2 separate regions of the Homo sapiens genome follow, and region 1 is linked to region 2. The links are chromatin contacts, found by Hi-C or POLR2A ChIA-PET in ENCODE. All regions are on one chromosome and are shown on one strand. Each heading gives the region's core, a stretch centred on a gene start or an enhancer-like site at or near the end of the contact. The rest is flanking DNA. Distances are from core to core; before and after follow the strand shown.

Evidence for each region. Hi-C counts contacts between places; a loop is a spot of excess contacts on that map. ChIA-PET counts read pairs that join two places held with the same protein, here RNA polymerase II (POLR2A). Pooled maps may share reads with other maps.
Region 1: a loop to region 2 is called in a map of ascending aorta, with 2.4 times the contacts of the local background. The contact joins the promoter of SSPN-AS1 here to the promoter of KRAS in region 2. A Hi-C loop is called at or near these places in 1 of 168 maps with a recorded cell type or tissue (ascending aorta) and 3 of 50 pooled maps. POLR2A ChIA-PET finds 5 or more read pairs at or near these places in 1 of 52 experiments (GM10248).

The regions. Positions count from the first base shown.
Region 1 is chr12:26,270,448-26,273,147 of GRCh38, forward strand. SSPN-AS1 (SSPN antisense RNA 1) reads right to left here and starts at 1,380. Exons shown (of 4, transcript NR_187469.1): 1 at 1,216-1,380. The region is part of intron 1 of LOC105369705 (a long non-coding RNA gene); the gene reads left to right. RefSeq lists an enhancer at 1,522-1,741.
Region 2 is chr12:25,249,648-25,252,347 of GRCh38, forward strand. It overlaps KRAS (KRAS proto-oncogene, GTPase), which reads right to left and starts at 1,282. Exons shown (of 5, transcript NM_004985.5): 1 at 1,104-1,282. RefSeq lists silencers at 883-932, 993-1,842.

The sequences.
Region 1 (2,700 bases), core at 130-2,629, 1.0 Mb after region 2:
CAGAGGCAGTTAGAAAACCCCTGATAGTGCCATTTTTTTCATTTTTATAGATGAGAAAGCAACTCTAGGTCTTTCCTGCCTAATGTAGAAGCTACTAGTCCCAGGTAGCCACTGAGCATTTGAATGGCTAGTCTGAACCGGGGTGTGCTGTGGTTGTAAAACACATGCAGGATTTCAAAGACTTGGTACCAAAAAAAAAAGAATGTAAAAAATCTCATTAATACATTTTTTATTGAGGGCATGCTGAAGTAATAATAGTTTGGATAGATCAGGTCCAATAAAAAATACTATTAAAAGTAATCCCATTTGTTTTGTTTTACTTTTTAAAATATGACTATAAGAAAATTCAGAATTACGCAGTGGCGTACATTCATGACTTTCTAAATTATAATTGTATTGAACAGCAATGGTTTCTATTGTTTTGCTAAATGCCTTTTCAAGGCTATCTGGATCATTGGAGACAGGTCAGAACTCCTAACTAAGTGCTCTCTCCTTTCCACCATCCCCACATGATTCATTTACATGGAGAGGTAATTGACAGATAGAAGCTTACATTAACATCCTTGGGGAGTTTCCTTTAATTTAATGGGATAAGAGGAAAGAACTTGCAGACAAAGGTAAAGGTGGGGTAGGATTAGGCCCATGGATGATCTTCCTAATGACTTTTGTTATCTAGAGCATTGACTTAGAAGCACCAACTTAGAAACAAGAAGGGCTGAGTCTAGAGCCTTTGACAATTACTCTCTCTCCTTGCGTAAGTCACTAGACTTCCTGGGTCTCATTTTTCTTATCTGTAAAGTGAGGAGATAAGTTCACAGCACCCAAAGTCGTCTTCAGCTCTGGAATTCCATGACTCACCATTTTTGTCTTCACCCATATTCTTCAGTGCTAGCAAATACTTTTTGATATAGTGTTCCTGCATTTATTTCTTTTAACTTCTTGATCACCCTCTTCTCCTAAAACCCAACTTCAGCTAAGATAAGTAGGATTGGGAAGGGAAGATTATTTCGAAGACAACTGCAAGTCACTCCTCTTTACTCTTGACCCCAACAGCAGTGAAAGATGAGCTGTGTGCTCTTACCTCTAGCTCAGTAAAGGAGGACCAGGAGGAGGAAGACGGCAAGGAGGGAATGAAGGGGGAGGAAGCAGAGAGATGGGGAAAGAAGAGGAAAAAGATGAAGAAATAAGAAGAAAATGGGTTTTAGCAATGCATACCTGAAGGGATGATGAGCCTGGACTCTCTGGACTCCTAGATTATGAACTCCTGCAGTGGACCATGTCCTATTTTTTGGAGGCGTTGGGGGGAATTGTCTTACGCAGCACCCAAGCACACTGCTATGCAATGGACCACAGATAGGAAGCAAGCACTGCATTTGGCTCACTGAGTTTGTAGCCCCTGCCTTTTATAGCCAGCAAGTTGATAATAATTGTGAGAGTGAAGGCAGATGAAACACACAGTACTCAGAGTGAGATGTCAAACAACAAATTTACTGAGCTTTTTACCTTCCTTCTGAGCCCCTATGAAGCAGAAAACACCCAGACATTGTTTTAAGTTAGGGAGTTTCCAGCTTTGCAAGTGAACTCCCTGGCGGAGGGCCAGGCCTGCCGTCAGCTCGTGGGAGCGAGCAGCATTCTCGGGGTTGTGTTGGAAGTTCCAAGCGTATGATGCATTTATGGCAGGATGGAGCTGGTACCTATAGGTTTAGGGTTTAATTTTTGTTCTAGAACGTACTTCCTCTCTGAATTGCCGCATGTGCTGAGACGCTGGTTGTGCTGTTTCCTTCTGAAGCCCTCTCTGTTTTAAGTGTTGCCTCGAAAGGAATGATGAGGCGAGAAGCTTGTCTCAGGCCCCAACCACACCTGGCAGCCCTGAGGGGAGAGCAGTGTGAGGGGACATGGCTCTGTGGCCCACAGTAACCCATTGTCTTCCCTTCACGTGGGCTTCGCAGAGGGCAGAAGGGACTGGCACTGCTTTGAAAGGCAGTGTGAACTCAACCTCTCCCGCCCACACCAGGGACACCAACCTTTGGGGTTAGCTTAGCCAGCAACCAAAGAACATTTAATTAAAACATACTTTTTAGAAAGGAAGAAAAGAGGCCAACACAAAATAGCTATTTAAAATGCCAGATTTCTGGAAAATCAGAAGAGAGTAAAGCTGGAGCAAATTCTCCGGTGGTGGTGGTCAGGGGGTTGCAGTCAGGACTCCTTCAGGGCCATTATCCTGCTGCTTCTGGTGTCCAGTACCTGCCTCTCAGAAGACAGAACACAAAACCAAGCTCTACCAAAGCCAATAACCAAGTATCAAATACTGTGAATCAGGGTTCCTTTTGGAAGTGTCCACTGAGGCCCTCTCAGCCAGAACACAAAATTCATTTCCCTTAATATCCTGCAGGCATATGGATAAACTGCTCCTTTGGCAGTTTCTTAACTGAATGGGGGCTGATGGAGCCCAGCCAGGCTCCAGGTAAATGAGACTGTAAAGTGGGGCTCAAAGAAAATGTCCTCTGGGTTGCGCATGCTCTGTTGACACAGGGCTGGTTAAAATGTCCTGGAGTGGGAGGTCCAGGTCCAGGTCACTTCCTTACTAGTGCCTCAGGGAGACTCTCCCTTCTCACCAGGGCTTATGGTCCTTTGTATTTTTCTCACAGAACTGAGGATCCCAGCCCTCCCATCTCCATCCATGCTCAGGGATTGTAGTGG
Region 2 (2,700 bases), core at 32-2,531:
GGTGGATTGCTACAATTCCTCTGTAAGTTTAAAAAATCATGTAAGTGCTGTTTTGGAGTACTGTAATAACTCTTGAGATGTAGAACACATCTGCAAAATGAGGGTAGTATAAAAGAGACGAGGGGATGAGGGTAATACATAAGAAATAGGGGAAAGGACAAGAACAGGTAAATTAAACTTCAAGTACTATTTTTGCTATTGCTGTCTACACTCAACTAGCAAGGAAAAAGCCTTGCTTCTGCTCTGCGGGTTTTCTTCGGGTTTAACTTGACCAAGCAAAACAGACCATCTGGGATTAACTTTTTCCTTTTCACTGTAGGTCACAGGCTCTACGTGTAGGGTGTTGGCCACCTGTTCTTCCACCATCTCTACCTCCACCTCCTCCTTTGTGGCCACAGCAATGTCACAGCCCATACATGGGGGAGGGGAGCATTCAGGAACTCGGAGGCAGATGCATTTTTTTCCAAACACAATAACCTCAAACAGTGGTCTCTAAGCACTTTCCTATGCTCTTCCAAAACGTGACCTCCCCTCTTACTCACACATCCCCTACACACGGAAAAGGACCACTATCCGTCCAGCCTGCGCTCGAGGGAGAAGTTTATACCTTCGTCCTAGAGATGCCAAATGCAGCAGGGAAGGCTGGACCGAGGCAGCCGAGTGCTGGAAAGGGAGGCAAGAGGTGCGGGAGCGGGGAGAGGGGGAGGGGAGGCCGGGGCGCCGCGGGAGTAACCTCCACCGCACCCCACCGCTCCGAGGGGCAGCCGGCCCGGCCCGAGTTTCTCCCCAGAAGCCTCCAGCCGCGGCTCTCGGGGAGGAGGAAGGAAGGGGTTCCCCGTCCAGGAAGCAGCACCAGCGGCGACCGCCTCCAGCCTCACCCTCCTCAGCCCCGCACCGCCCATTCCTCACTCCCCGCGCCGCCGCGTCCGCGCGCCTCCCCCCTGCAGACCCCTCTCACCCAGCCCGCCCCGACCCCGCGCCCGCGCCCCCCACCCGCCCCTCCGGGGACCCCTAATTCATTCACTCGCCGCCGGCCCCGCCCGGCGCCGGCAAAGAGGGTCGGGACCCGGGCAGGGGCCCAGGAGGGGTGGTCCGCTCCGTACCTCTCTCCCGCACCTGGGAGCCGCTGAGCCTCTGGCCCCGCCGCCGCCTTCAGTGCCTGCGCCGCGCTCGCTCCCAGTCCGAAATGGCGGGGGCCGGGAGTACTGGCCGAGCCGCCGCCACCTTCGCCGCCGCCACTGCCGCCGCCGCTGCTGCCTCCGCCGCCGCGGCCGCCGCCTAGGAAAATCGAGCTCCGAGCACACCGATGAGTTCGGGGCCGGGCGGCCGCAGAGGGCAGAGCTATCGATGCGTTCCGCGCTCGATTCTTCTTCAGACGGGCGTACGAGAGGGAGCGGCTGAGGGCGGTGTGGGAAGAGGGAAGAGGGGGAGGCAGCGAGCGCCGGCGGGGAGAAGGAGGGGGCCGGGCCGGGCCGGCGGGGGAGGAGCGGGGGCCGGGCCGGCGGAGGAAGGGGTGGCTGGGGCGGTCTAGGGTGGCGAGCCGGGCCGGCTGGAGAGCGGGTCTGGGCGGCGCCTTGGCGGGAGGAGGGACTGCCGGACCCACGCGGCGGCCCGCCCCCTGCCTAGCCGCAAGGCTGTCCCCGCAGCCGCCAATTCTGACCCGGAGCGGGACCGGACCGCGGCGGGCTGTGCGGATGCCACCAGGGAGACGCCGCGAGCGGCCACGCCGCCCCGCTGACCGGTCTCCACAGAGAAGCTGCGAAGAGCACCCCGCCACCCTCAGGGTCGGCCTATACTGGCGCGCATCCATTTACTATCATTGACTGCATGTAAATAAACAAGCAGTCACCAAAAGTGGGAGGCGACTTCGGGGACTTAGGGAGACCGGGCGGACGATTTCCCACACCGGGGCTGTCTGATCGCCGCCCCGATTATTATCAGCCTCAGCACTTGGGCTGGGAATTTAGCCCCAGGCCCAAACAAACACGACAGACCCTTTCAACGCTAATCTTCTCGGGTCAGGAGGCTTGTGATATTTTGCTATCTTTCTTGATATTTTGAACCCATCACAAGGTCTCTAAACAGGGACTTCGCTTATACCCAGGGCCCCTGAAATCACAAACAAAAGACAACTGTTTTTAAGTAGAGATGGCCTTGGTAGTTTAGACCTGAGGAGAGTCATTCAAACATTAATTAGAAGACAGATTAATCAGTTAAAGTTCGTGGAGTTAAGACATTAAACAATGGGGCAATTAAACATGCTAGCATACCCGGAGTCTGTGTTGATAAACTACCTAGAAATGTATCTTGGGAGAGTCTTGAGGATTGAGGGCTGGAAAAGCAGCGCCTGTACCTGATAGGATCGCCCCTCCTCCGAGACTTTCAGTTCCATTCCTCTAGTCCACATCATAAACCACCAATAAAGCTGAATTTAAATCCCAGCTATTATGTCTGTTAACCAAGGCTTTACATCAACTGTCATCCTTTCCTTTCTACTCTTACACGGGCTGTAATCTGCAAGGTTTATTCCAGTCTCCCCCTCCTAGCGCCAGGTGGAAGGGGCAGAAGAGAAAAGTGAAAGACAGGGAAGGGGAGAAAATGTGCCTACTCTATGTTAAGTACAAGCTAAATCTTTTGCACTTATCGTATCATCTTATTTAATCATCACGACAACCTTATGAGGTAAAATACTTTTTACCG